4 separate regions of the Homo sapiens genome follow, and all the other regions are linked to region 1. A link is a contact called in ENCODE Hi-C data. All regions are on one chromosome and are shown on one strand. The core of a region is the stretch at or near the end of the contact, and the rest is flanking DNA. Distances in the headings are between cores, read along the strand shown. Region 1 holds the start of LINC01972 (long intergenic non-protein coding RNA 1972). Region 2 has its middle 140 kb from the start of XXYLT1-AS1. Region 3 holds the start of TMEM44-AS1 (TMEM44 antisense RNA 1). Region 4 holds the start of TMEM44 (transmembrane protein 44).

Evidence for each region. A loop is a pair of places that touch in the nucleus more often than their neighbours do. Pooled maps may share reads with other maps.
Region 2: a loop to region 1 is called in a map of heart right ventricle, with 2.7 times the contacts of the local background. The contact joins the enhancer-like site here to the promoter of LINC01972 in region 1. A Hi-C loop is called at or near these places in 2 of 168 maps with a recorded cell type or tissue (CD14-positive monocyte and heart right ventricle) and 5 of 50 pooled maps.
Region 3: a loop to region 1 is called in a map of CD4-positive, alpha-beta T cell, with 5 times the contacts of the local background. The contact joins the promoter of TMEM44-AS1 here to the promoter of LINC01972 in region 1. A Hi-C loop is called at or near these places in 2 of 168 maps with a recorded cell type or tissue (CD4-positive, alpha-beta T cell and naive thymus-derived CD4-positive, alpha-beta T cell), 1 of 37 single-sample maps with no recorded cell type and 10 of 50 pooled maps.
Region 4: a loop to region 1 is called in a pooled map, with 8 times the contacts of the local background. The contact joins the promoter of TMEM44 here to the promoter of LINC01972 in region 1. A Hi-C loop is called at or near these places in 10 of 50 pooled maps.

The regions. Positions count from the first base shown.
Region 1 is chr3:194,767,031-194,770,141 of GRCh38, reverse strand. LINC01972 (long intergenic non-protein coding RNA 1972) reads left to right here and starts at 1,433. Exons shown (of 3, transcript NR_146990.1): 1 at 1,433-1,506; 2 at 1,625-1,727. All of the region lies in intron 3 of LINC01968 (long intergenic non-protein coding RNA 1968), which reads right to left. The region is part of intron 2 of LOC105374292 (a long non-coding RNA gene); the gene reads right to left. RefSeq lists enhancers at 433-532, 648-942 and a silencer at 703-802.
Region 2 is chr3:194,951,319-194,954,429 of GRCh38, reverse strand. No RefSeq gene overlaps it. Among named protein-coding and RNA genes, the nearest start is that of XXYLT1-AS1, 140 kb to the left of the region's middle. Within about 2 kb of position 1,494, at least 4 of the 41 ENCODE cell types and tissues checked have a DNase peak (open chromatin) inside an H3K27ac peak, as active enhancers do; they include heart right ventricle, where a contact is called at or near this core.
Region 3 is chr3:194,582,407-194,585,517 of GRCh38, reverse strand. TMEM44-AS1 (TMEM44 antisense RNA 1) reads right to left here and starts at 1,250. Exons shown (of 3, transcript NR_047575.1): 1 at 1,070-1,250. RefSeq lists enhancers at 1,234-1,283, 1,319-1,984 and a silencer at 1,474-1,733.
Region 4 is chr3:194,631,725-194,634,835 of GRCh38, reverse strand. TMEM44 (transmembrane protein 44) reads left to right here and starts at 1,417. Exons shown (of 10, transcript NM_001011655.3): 1 at 1,417-1,757. The coding sequence starts at 1,621. It overlaps TMEM44-AS2 (TMEM44 antisense RNA 2), which reads right to left and starts at 1,908. Exons shown (of 2, transcript NR_186047.1): 1 at 1,669-1,908. RefSeq lists a silencer at 1,219-1,648.

The DNA of each region.
Region 1 (3,111 bases), core at 184-2,683:
AGACTCTGTCTCAAAAAAAAAAAAAAAGAAAGAAAGAATGGTGTTGGCTCTCGTTCTCATTCCTTGATTTATTTCCTTTCTGCTTTGCATGAGGTGGTGTCTGTGACCCATGTACTCATAGCAAGTCTTTGAACCCATCAACATTAGAAATTAGAAAATACCTCTCAAAAAGCAGCATTGATTCTGTTGCCTAAATATATTCTTATTGCAAAAATAAAAATGTAAATGATGTCATTTGAAGCAGTGCATGGTTATTGCTCTTATAATACAATAGTAAGTCTTATTTGCATAAAGAGATATCTACAGTCCTATAAAAGTAAGAATGAATACCTAAATCCAAACTGCTCCTTCAAGTTACCTGGAACTGTGATATTTGCATACACCGAACCATCTACTCTTGTTCTGAAGAGGAGAGAATGAAAACTAAAGGAAACAAAGAATCAAAGAAGCCTTGAACCCACGGTGAGTGGAACCCTGAAGTGATCGGAGGACAGACTGGCATGTGGCAACCTTATTCTGTTCCTTCAAAGCAGCTACTGAATGTTGCGGTGAGCCCGGGAAGAGGACTGTCCTGCCTGCAGTCCTACAGAGGGAAGAGCTGTGCTTAATAAGTTAAAAAGCTGGGGCTTCTACCAAGCCACAGAAGAAGCCGGAGACAGTGTGTGCACATCTGCAAGCAAACAGACGCGTGTCTAACCCGGGGCGGCCGCGCTTCCCCTGCTTAGAAATCCATCATCTACAAGGGGTGGGGCCTGAGGAGCGCAACTCTCACTTGTTACTTTAGAAATCAATCATCTACAAGGGGTGGGGCCTGAGGAGAGCGGGCTTCCCCTGCTTAGAAATCAATCATCCAGAAGGGGTGGGGCCTGAGGAGCTTGGCTCTCACTTGTTACTTTAGAAATCAATCATCTACAAGGGGTGGGACCTGAGGAGGGCGGGCTTCCCCTACTTAGAAATCAATCACCCACAGGGGGTGGGGCCTGAGGAGCGCGGCTCTCACATGTTACTTGAGTTTTACCCAGCAGGTGGGAAGTCCAGAAGGCTGACTCGGTCTCTAAAATGCAGCAGAACCTGTGGCGACCACAGCCACCCAACAGCAAAAGAGGCAGCAGAGGCTGGGTGAGCACAGGACTGAGAATTCATGGAGAAAGTTCTTGAATTTAAGGGAGAGGTGAGACCATTTAATTGGCCAAAAAGGCCCAACTCTAAGAGCCGACCTGCAAGAAGCCAGCCCGGCAGCTTCTCCCATCACCACTCCCAGCTGCAGGTGGGCTGCCTGCTGTCCTTACCTCCCAGACAAGGGGGATCATGTCCTCCTTGGGGTCACCGTGGACCAGTGCGCACTTCTGTGGCCTGTTTTGCTCGCTGCACTTACCTACTGTGACACCACTGTTGCCGACACAGCCACCTCCGTGCGGGGGGTCCCTGGGGCAGACGCCCTGCTATCCTCATCTTAGGATACCCAGTTCCCAACACAGTGCCTGCTGCAAATTATCAGTAATAACAGTAAGTCTTTGTCACGTAATGAGTTACCTTTCAGTCTCTCTGCAGTCTCTTTCCTCCCAATGCCCCTTGGCTGCTCCCGAAGCCCTGACTCCTGACCTCCTGCCCCTTCTGTCTCCAGGGCCATTAACTCCCCTGCTGGTCCCTATCCATGGAGCCCATTGACAGATGAGTTTGATTCTGGACCTAAGAAGGACAGTTAACAGACACAGATATCTTTTAAGGTGAGGAGTGGGTATCGGATACCTGAAAGAGAAAAAGCCTACCAAAACCAACCTTATCTTCCTACCAATCTACCCACTAAGAGAGAGAAACCAGAATATTTTTGCCGGAGAATTATAATAGAGACTCACATCTACCCTCCTTCCTTCACTCAAAAGCCCTGCCCATCCCTCAGCACACATCTCAAAGAGGAACTGCCCCATGAAGCATTCCTGATCCCCAGCCAGGTGTGATGGTCTGTCCTGCGAGCCCCCCACAAGGTACCTTTTCTATGGCACTCACAATTTACTGCCTTCTACTGGATTATCAGTGACCAGACTACAGGTCCTGGTGGGCAGGGGCTGGGTCTGATTCACTGTGGTCCCACCTCACCCCAGCTCTACTCCCACCCCAGGCCCTGCCCAAGACGGGAGGTAAGCTGACTACATTGGTTTGAATAGGGTAAAAGGAAGGACAGCCAAGAGCATAATGCGGCTCAGATGAATTTCAGTTTAACTTTCCCAGAAGTTAAACTTCCCACTCATCAAGGTTCAATGCCTTCTCCTCCCAAAAGCTTTTCTAACCTTTCGTCAGAACCCATGACTCTTTCCTTTGGTTTCCGCAATCAGAGTACAACTGTTGGAAAAATCCTTTAGGTTTTGCCCTTCACCCTCTTAAGAGTGAAAGTCTTCATTGACAACTGGGCAGAATGGTGTTGGCTCTGAGCCAGCCTCTGAGTTCTGAGGCTGAGGGAGGTGCTATCCACCTGGCCCAGGACCTCCCGTCCTGGGCTCTTGGCAAGGCAGCTGACTCTCCCTGTCCTCTCCTAGCCCTACCACAACATTCCTGGGCATATCATCCCACTCACAAGGAGGATTCTTCTAGTGTTTATGAAGGCAGGGTTGGGCAAGACCCGAGAAGTGAGGAGCTAACAGACGGCTCTCCCCCAAGGCTGGTGTCCCCTCCTGCAGCATGGCTGCCAACTAGCCCCCCAGCCTCGGCTGCAACAACCCCACCCATGGGGAGCTAACAGCACTGCTCTTAGACAGCGGCGTCCGTGGGGCACTTTGCTTAGACCCACATCCTCCCTCCCAGCCCAGTTCCACCTCTTTGGGCTGCACAGAATGAATCTGCTTCCTTCCCCAGGTAGCCCCCTTCGGATATCTGGGACAGCTCTCGTGTCCTGTTGTGTCTTTCTCCAGTGTACACATTCTAGGCTCTCACAGTGTTTTTCACTTTGTCCCAGCAAGGCTATTGTTTTTAAGTGCTCTTGAAAGAACCTTCTCTGCAAGGTCAAATAGAAATGAGTAGTCAAGTTAGCACTGACCCGACCCCTCGTTGCATCTCAGCAAGAGCAAATACTTTCACATCTCTCCAGTGGTGCAAAACTAACTGGCAAGAGTCACA
Region 2 (3,111 bases), core at 245-2,744, 180 kb before region 1:
GTTTAACGCAGTATCTGAGAGGGAGATGGGCACAGTTGGGGGAAGCATCTGCAACCCAGACCTTTTTTATTAGCAACAAACTGCCACCAGGGGCCCCAAGAATGTCATTGTTAAAATAACGAGGTCTGTAGAAAAAGGCCTGGGAGTGGCTGGTGGAAGTCAGAGCTGATAACTAATGGGGCGAGGCCTCAGAGAGAGGGAGTATGCACCAGCCCTGAGCAGAGCCCCAGAACCATTCCTGGGGCAGGGGGCGGATATAATCAGGAGAGTTGGGGCTTTGTATTTGACTCTAGAACCAGGGCTGAAAACCGTGGGCTTTGGCTACTTTGACCCATGGTGCTTCCCCAGCCATGCTGACCACTCTGCTACCACCTTATTTTAGGACGTTACCCTTTCTCCTCTAGACTGACAACACCCTCTGTGATGGTTAATACGACTCCAAGTTCTTCAGCTTTGGGACGCGGACTGGCTGTCTTTGCTCCTCAGCTTGCAGATGGCCTATGGTGGGACCCTGTGATCGTGTGAGTTAATACTTAATAAACTCTCCTTTATATATCTATCTATCCTATTAGTTCTGTCCCTCAAAAGAACCCTGACTAATACACCCTTCTAACTGGGCTCCTTGCCTCAGACTTCTTTGCAACCCTCCAACTCCCCAGTCACTATCCACACTGATCTGGTCTGAGCATTCCCAGACATCTATTCTTCCAATGTGTCCCATCTTCTTCCAGAAAACTCAGGAAATGTTCTTTCAATGAATGAATGAACAAATGAACAAACAAACAAAGAAGGTGGCAAGACCATCAAAGCACATAAAAGTGAGGGACTTGGGCCTCAGGCTTTAGGGAGCCACGAGGTCCTGTAAAGCCCTTAAGGACAAGGTCATAGCTCTTCGAAGCGTGGGCTGGAGGAAGAGGAGGCAGGACAGTGCTCCTGGGTGCCTGTCCCTTCCCATGGGATGAGAGGCAGAGTGCAGCCTCCGGCCTCTGGCACATCTGGTGTGAGATTCACAAGCTTCTTCCCTTGTGCAGCTCTCTGGGCTGTTCTGAGAATCATTTGGGACATTGTGTGTGATAGTGTCGTGAAAATCCAAGTCAAACAATCTTTGAGAGAGAGGAGAGAGAGAGAAAGAAAGAGAGAGAGAGGCTGAAGAGACTCCACCTGACACTCCACTTACACACACACTCACCTGGAGGCTGCACACTCCCACCAACCCCTGTGTGGCTTCTGTACGAGCAGGAAGCGTTTCTCAATCACACACATGAGAGCTGGGGTCATCTGGGGTTGCTGATAACAAAGCAGACAGGATCTGCTTCCCTTCAGCAAATACCACAGGCCAACTTGCATAGAGCCCTCCTCTTTAGAGGGTCTGGGGTGGGGCTCAGCATCTGGATGGTGGCTGAATCCAGGCTGGGATGTTTTGCCAGGAGAGGCCGAGCAAGTGCCAGAGAAAGGGAAAGGCTGGGCCGTCTCACGCAGCTAGGGCTTTCTGGGTCTTCCCCCAAAGCTCACTGAGGTCTGCTGGATAACACGCTTATTCCAGTGTCTACAGGTGACAGGATCCAGGCCAAGAGCCCCCAGAGCCAAGATAGAAGAGCCAAGGGCTTCTTGGACAGCTTTTCCCTATGTTTGCAGCGAACCTATTTCCATGTCATTATCGTATTATGTAAGCATAATAGCTTGTTCATCAAGATTTCCAAGGACTAACAAATACAGCGCGTATCAAAAACTAGTATCAAAAACTAGTAATCCAAAGTACACTGATTAATTATATATACAGTTGCTATAAAATCAGTAAACATTACATATGAAAGTTAAGTGATGATTTAGAATAATAATTAGGCTAGAAATGCGAAACTGTATTACATGCATACTCAATGTTTGTTAAACAAAGAAAATAACTCACAAATGTTTTCAGTGGGTGGAAATGAAAGCCAAGGAAGAAGAGGAAATTTCACAGAATGGAAACTGGTTGGTGTCCAGGTGGAACGCACACAGCAGCACTCCACCCTGCTCTCAGCAGGACAGTTGGGGTTGGTGTCTGGGCAGCAGCGAGAGGAACACAGGCAGGAGAACCCAGAGGACACCCAGGGGACACAGGGGTCCCGCAAACAGCTCACCAGCAACTGAAGCAATAGGGAGAGTTGGAAGTTCTTGAAGTGAGGAAGGAAAGTCGAATTTAGCAGGAGGAGGTAATAATGGCTCATCTTGATTGAGTGTTCACTACGGGCTCTGCTGTTTTCTCTTTTCTTTCTTTCTTTCTTTCTTTCTTTCTTTCCTTCTTTCTTCCTTCCTTTCTTTCTTTACTTTCCTCCCTTCCTTCTTTCTTTCCTTCCTTCCTTCCTTCTTTCTCTTTCTTTCCTTCCTTTATTCCTTCCTTCTCTCTTTCTCTCTTTCCTTCCTTCCTTCCTTCCTTCCTCACTCCCTCCCTCCCTCCCTTCCTTCCTTCTCTCTTTCTCTCTTTCTTTTTTGTTTTTGACAGAGTCTTGCTCTGTCACCCAGGCTGGAGTGCAGTGGTGTGATCTTGTCTCACTGCAACCTCTGCCTCCTGGGTTCAAGCAATTCTCCTGCCTCAGCCTCCCAGGTAGCTGGGATTACAGGTAAGTGCCACCACGCCCAGCTAATTTTTGCATTTTTAGTAATGTTGGCCAGGATGATCTCGATCTCCTGACCTTGTGGTCCACCCGCCTCGGCCTCCCACAGTGCTGGGATTCAGGCGTGAGCCACCGCGCCCGGCCTGCTAAGTGTTTTCTATGCATGATTTTGTTTCATCACATACAACCCTTTGCGGGAAGTGATGTTATTATTATCACCACATCTATCTATAGATGGAGAATCTGATGCTCAGAGAACTGAAATAACTTCCCCAAGCCACAGGCAGCTGCCCAGTGGTCAGCAGAGTTTCTGGACCTGACGGCCTAATGCCAAAGCCCAGGTGACTAACCGCCGTGCGACGCTGCCTCTATGAGGCACCAGGCCAGCGTCAAAGCCTGGATGTCTCCCGCAGCCTTGCTCCGGATTATGTCCTCTAGTGGGGTGTTTATTTCTGCAGGGGGTGGGGAGGCAAACGTGTGCAATGCGTGTTTATTTTTCTATTTGTGCTAAAATAGT
Region 3 (3,111 bases), core at 1-2,500, 180 kb after region 1:
AATGGCACGATCTCACTTCACTGCAACCTCCGCCTCCCAGGTTCAAGCGATTCTCCTGCCTCAGCCTCCCGAGTAGCTGGGATTACAGGCTCCCGCCACCATGCCTGGCTAATTTTTGTATTTTTAGTAGAGACGCTGTTGGCCAGCCTGATCTGGAACTCCTGACCTCAGGTGATCCACCTGCCTCAGCCTCCCAAAGCGCTGGGATTACACGAATGAGCCACCGCACCCAGCTAAAGATTTTCTTGAAAGCCTGTCTAGATCCTGAAGAACTAATCCCCTTATCTCCCTCCCTCAGTATGATGAAGAGATTTATGAGCATCATTTGAAGACACATTCATATTATGTTTCTTTCAAAGGGGTATGAGCTCCTAGAATAAGAAGAGGCACTGGGCCAAGGAGCATGGCTGGGCTCCAGTTCCCAGGTCTGATTCAGTGTGATCTTTGTCATTTCCTTTTCTATGTCACAGTTTCCTCATCTGTAAACTGAAAGTTGGGCCTGATTTTTTTCATTTTTTCTCTTTTATGCATGTGCCAATTTGTTTCCCACAGAATACTGACATCTTTATAAGCTCTCAAGAAAGACATTATAAAAACAAATTTCAGATATACTTTGAACATAGGCTTCATTATACGACATATACCTCTTTCTGTTTGGATTTTACTGTCCACTTAATATAAAAACCTGTATTAATCACTAAGGAAAAGGATAGAGGAGACTTAGAAATATCTCCAGAATAATTTTGCAACAATTCCAAGATTCTCTGCACTTCTTTTTCTGTCCCTTAATTGGCCTCCTCCACATTTTCCAACTATGGAGGTATTGCTCTACTCTCTTCGACTTTACATTGTTTTAGAATGCTTTTGCAAGGAGACTCTGCCTTGAATGAACCCAAGATATGGTGCAATGTTGAGGAAGATCTCCAAGTTTACACATGCCTGTACGATGGCCCAAAGGTCATCATCAGGTGAAAGGGACGACCTTAGAGATGAAAGAAGTTCAAGGAATGGTGCTACATTAAATGACTTAGCATTAGAAAGCATCTACTTTGCTTTTTCTTTCACCAACCCTGAAAGCCAAATAAGGCACTGGGCATTCAGGCCTTCTTTTGAGCAGAACACGTGATTACGCAGTTATTCTTCAAGAGCCTCTGTTAATCTGTCGCTTGGAGAACTCTGCATACTGTCCCAAATCCGTCTGAATTTTCCATCGGCTGCCAGTGTTCGTAGCAGAGGCCTCGGGTCTTCTCGTCCTCTCCTCAGGGTCTGGCAGCTGTCACTACCGTGGACTTCGGTCCAGTCCCCAGAGTCGGGGGCGCTGCCTTTCCCATTTCAGTTGCCAGGGGGTTCATCCACGATCGTGCCAGAGGGGCAGCGCGTGGTCTCCTCGAACTACGGGGGAGAGAGGAACCACTGTTGGCACGGGCCGGACTGAACGCCGGCTCCCACTGCCTACCTCCTCGGAGCTGCATCCGCCGACATCTTGCGCCCTACTCCCAGCACCAGCAGGGCACTTCCGGGAAGAACGGAATTGCGGTTCCGCGCGTGCGCACTCCGCAGCCACCGCCTCCCGCGAGGAGCGAGAGTCCCGCGGCCCCGCCCCGCCGCCGCAGCCGCCGCCGCAGCCGAAGGCCGGCGTTTCTGACCTCAGCCAGCGGCGACGCAGCCGGGAAAGAACTGTCGAGGGCGTCTCCGTAGTTCAGTTTTGGTTTGTTTATTTGAGACGGAGTCTCTGTCGCCCAGGCTGGAATGCAGTGGCGCGGTCTCTGCTGACTGCAGCCTCCGCCTGCCGAATTCAAGCGATTCTTCTGCGACTGAATAGCTGGGACTACAGGGGCGCGCCACGACGCCCGGCTAATTTTTGTATTTTTAGTGGAGACGGAGTTTCACCATGTTGGTCAGGCTGGTCTCGAACTCCTGACCTCGTGATCCGCCCGCCTCGGCCTCCCAAAGTGCTGGGATTACAGGCGTGAGCCACCACGCCTGGCCCACCCCACTCGGTTTTTAAGGAGATAATTACAAGGTTATTTTACGGTTCATAGTGTGTTTCAGACCTCCCAGAAGCCTAACGGTGTATTATAAACCATTCTTTTCTTTGTTTTTAAATGCATTAAAAACCTTTTTTGAGATAAAAATAGTGCAAGTACATGGTTTAAAAAAAGAAAATCAGATTGCACCAAAAGGTTTATGATGAAAAACAATAATGTTCTGTCCCTTTGCCTCCAAGAGACTCCTTTTTAAAATCTTTTGGGCTGGGCGCGGTGGCTCACGCCTGTAATCCCAACACTTTGGGAGGGTGAGGCGGGCGGATCATCTGAGGTCAGGAGTTTGAGATCAGTCTGGCCAACATGGTGAAACCCCGTCCCTACCAAAAATACAAAAAGTAGCCGGGCGTGGTGGTGGGCGCCTGTAGTCTCAGCTACTTGGGAGGCTGAGGCAGGAGAATCGTTTGAACCGGCGAGGCAGAGGCTGCAGTGAGCTGAGACCGCGCCACTGCACTCCAGCCTAGGCAACAGGAGCAAAATTCTGTCTCAAAAAAAAAAAAAACTTTTATACCTTCTAGTAGTTGTCTCCATTAGGTTTGATTTGGAACATGCTTTCCAGCTACAGGGTTCTTAAGATCATACTTGCTTTTCCTGAGCTGCATCATCTTCAGCTTCCATTATACAGGCTGACGAGGCTCAGTAGCACGGCAGGGCCACTGGCGTATTGAGAAATGGATGGTCACCGTCTTCGCATCCGAGGGTTGTGTGGCGTGCCTCGCGCCAGGAACTCCTTGGCCACTCCGCAGTTTCCTAGCTAGAACCCGGCTTCTGAGCCCAGCACGCTCCAACAGCAGCCTGCCGCGGTCCACGCCTCTGCTCCGGACTTGACCTTTCCCTTCCGGCCTTCCTCCTACAGGTGTCTTGGCACCTGGAATCTCCAGAGGAAATCTGAGGGATTCTCTAAACCCACAGCTGGAACAAGGGACGTCATACACGGCGGCCACCACCATCTTTCCCAAGGACAGCATGGCCATGGATGAAAAGGGCCATTTCATGGGCCTTACCTTCTGCTAGCCAGTATAGCCTAAAGCCCTGATACTCAAATGTAGACTCTTAGGCTCCACCC
Region 4 (3,111 bases), core at 168-2,667, 140 kb after region 1:
GATTACAGGCGCCTGCCATCATGCCTGGCTAATTTTTGTGTTTTTAGTAGAGATGGGGTTTCACCATGTTGGCCAGGGTGGTCTCAAACTCCTGACCTCAAGTGATCCACCTGCCTCGGCCTCCCAAAGTGCTGGGATTACAGGCGCGCACCACCATGCCCGGCTAATTTTTGTATTTTTAGTAGAGACAGTGTTTCACCATGTTGGCCAGGCCGGTCTTGAGCTCCTGACCTCAAGTGATCCGCCTGCCTCAGCCTCCCAAAGTGCAGGGACTACAGTTGTGAGCCACCGTGCCTGGCCAGAATTGTACATTTTAAAAGTACTATGTAGGCTGGATGTGGTGGCTCACACCTGTAATCCCAGCACTTTAAGAGGCTGAGGAGGGCAGATCACGAGGTCAGGAGTTTAAGACCAGCCTGGCCAACATGGTGAAACACCGTCTCTACTAAAAATACAAAAATTACTCGGGTGTGGTGGCGGGCACCTGTAGTCCCAGCTACTTGGGAGGCGGAGGCAGGAGAATTGCTTGAACCTGGGAGGCGGAGGCTGCAGGGAGCTGAGATCGCACCATTGCATTCCAGCCTGGGCAACAGAGTGAGACTCTGTCTCAAAAAAAAAAAAAAAAAAAAAGACTATGCTTATGGCATATAAATAATATCTAAATAAAGCTGTAGTTTTTGAAAATTAAAAAAGATTTTTTTTCTTTTTTTCAATCCTGCTCCTTCTATAGAAATATTGTTTTCAAGTCATGTCTTGCTTTAAACAAACCTACTAAAATCAATAAGGAGATTTAAAAATTACAATAATAGTTTACTCTCAAGAAAAACAGCCCTGTGTACTTGAACTGTGCGGTGTGTGGCTGGACAGGAGGCGGCCGGTTGCAGAGATAACCAGCTCTTGGCTGCGGGGCCGTGGGCTAGGATGACATCCAGGAGCAGGGCTTGGGCGACTGCCTGGGGGCGGAGGGTGCCGTTGGCAGCTTCAGAAAGGAGAGTGAGAGGCAGATGTGGGGGTATTTGTTCTCCGGCACGTTTGTTTCCTCCTTCCTGGTCTTGCACCCCACCCTTTTTACTGCGCCCTGTCGGCGATCAGGACCACGCCCCCTTCACCTCGGGATCCCAGCACCCATGCGCTTCAGCAGCGCAACTAATTGCTGTTGGCTCAGGAAATGTGGACAATACGCAGGAAGGGACGCCGTGCCTTACAGCGACCGGCAGGGACTCGGCCGTCCGCGAGCCCAGCCGCCCGCCCCGCTCCGGCCAGGATGTTGGAGGTGGGTGACCGCGAAGAGGTCGGCGGGGGGCGGGGGCCGCAGTCTTTGTGCGCGCGCAGCTCCCGGCTCCCGCCGCTGGGGGGCGGCCTCCGCCCTGCCGACCCCCGACAATAGCGCGAGGGGTGGGGAGCGCGCGGTCCCGGAAACTTTTCCCCGGCGCCTTCGCCGCCGCCGCCCGCGCCCGGGAGCGCGCCCTTCTCTGCCCGCGGTCGGTGCGCTCGGCCGGAGGCGCCGCGGCGGAACGGAACCCAGAGAAGGGCACGCGGGGCGGCGGCGCTCGGGGCTTGCCCGCGGCGAGGGAGGCTGCGCCCAGGTCCCCGGCCCCGCGCCGCGCGCCCAGCCGCGCCATGGGGGAGGCGCCCAGCCCCGCGCCCGCGCTCTGGGACTGGGACTACCTGGACCGCTGCTTCGCCCGCCACCGCGTCTGCATCTCCTTCGGCCTGTGGATCTGCGCCTCCTCCTGCTGGATCGCCGCCCACGCGCTGTAATGGGGCCACGGGTCGGGGGGCTGTCGGGCGGGGAAACGGGCGCCAATCCCCTGCTGCTCCCTCTCGGAAACCTAGAGGAGGGGGCGGAAAGGGGGATGAAGGAGATGGCTCAGTAATAGGATCCAATGGAACATTGCTCTGTAGACTGAAGTGGGATCTTCTTTCCGGATCCCACGCACAGGGAAGCTGGGCTGTGAGCCAAAGGGAGGAGGCTGGGTGGTGCAGCGGATGGGGCCCCGAGGACACCGCGAGCCCTGGGTGCTATTGTCAGCCCTTCGCCATTGACTCGCAGTGTGACCTGGGCAAGCTCCAGAACCTCTCTGGGCCTCCTATGACCGGAGATAATACCTCATAGGATGATGGGAGGATTCGATGAATCAGTACCGTTAAAGCACTTAGTAAATGCTCATTAAACATCATTTGTATTGCTCCAGCTAGGCCACCAACTCTTAGGACCTTGGCAAGTCCCTTGATGTTTCTGGCCTCAGTTTACCCAAAGTCCTCTTAGGTGGGAAGGGAGGTAGTGATATGATCCAGCTGGCCTGTCTTTGCCCTGGTCTGTCCAGCACCTGGACTGGTTTGTCCAGATGCCCACGGTAGCCTAAGTTCTAAGAGTGAATCTCCAGGTCCTCAGCCGCTCTGTCCTAGGCATGGAAATCCACTAGCAGTGCTCAGGATGGTGCCGCCCAAGCATTCCCTGGCAGGGGAGAAAGGACCAGCACCCCTGGGAGAGGTTAGAACTGTCTCCCTGTAGGCACTCAGTGGATATTCTCCTAAGGCGTTTGGTCGTATTGCAGAGATTCTGCAGCCCCACTACCCAGTACTGCAATACAAATAAAAAGACGCCTAGAACATTTACTGTAGGCCCAGTGTTGCATTCATTAACTCATTCAATGCCTGCCACTCACAATATCAGCACCAGGAGGTAGGTGCTGTTACCCCCACTTTCTGTAGGGAACCCTGAGGTTCTGAGAGGTTAAATAACTTGTCTGAGTGAAAGGAAAGAACCAAAACCCCAGATCCTATTGGAAAGGGGCAGGCTGGTAAGAGAGATTAAACTGTTCAGATCAGAGGCTGGAAACTAACAAGGCGCTGGACACGCATTATCCTTTTGTTCCTCACAGTTGTCCTCAGACCAGCACTGTTAGGCACTTTGCCAACCTTGGAGGGGTTAAGAGTGAGCCTCTGCTTCTCACCCTGCCTGGGATCTGGACATACCCATTTGTTTTCAGGGCCTTGCCATCCCTGAACCTCCCCTGCTCCCCTTTCTCTTAGAAGAATGTGTCTTCGGAGTGGTGTGTGGGCTGGGTTAAGGTCAGCTGGCACCCTGGCCCCAAGAGCTGGGGAAGT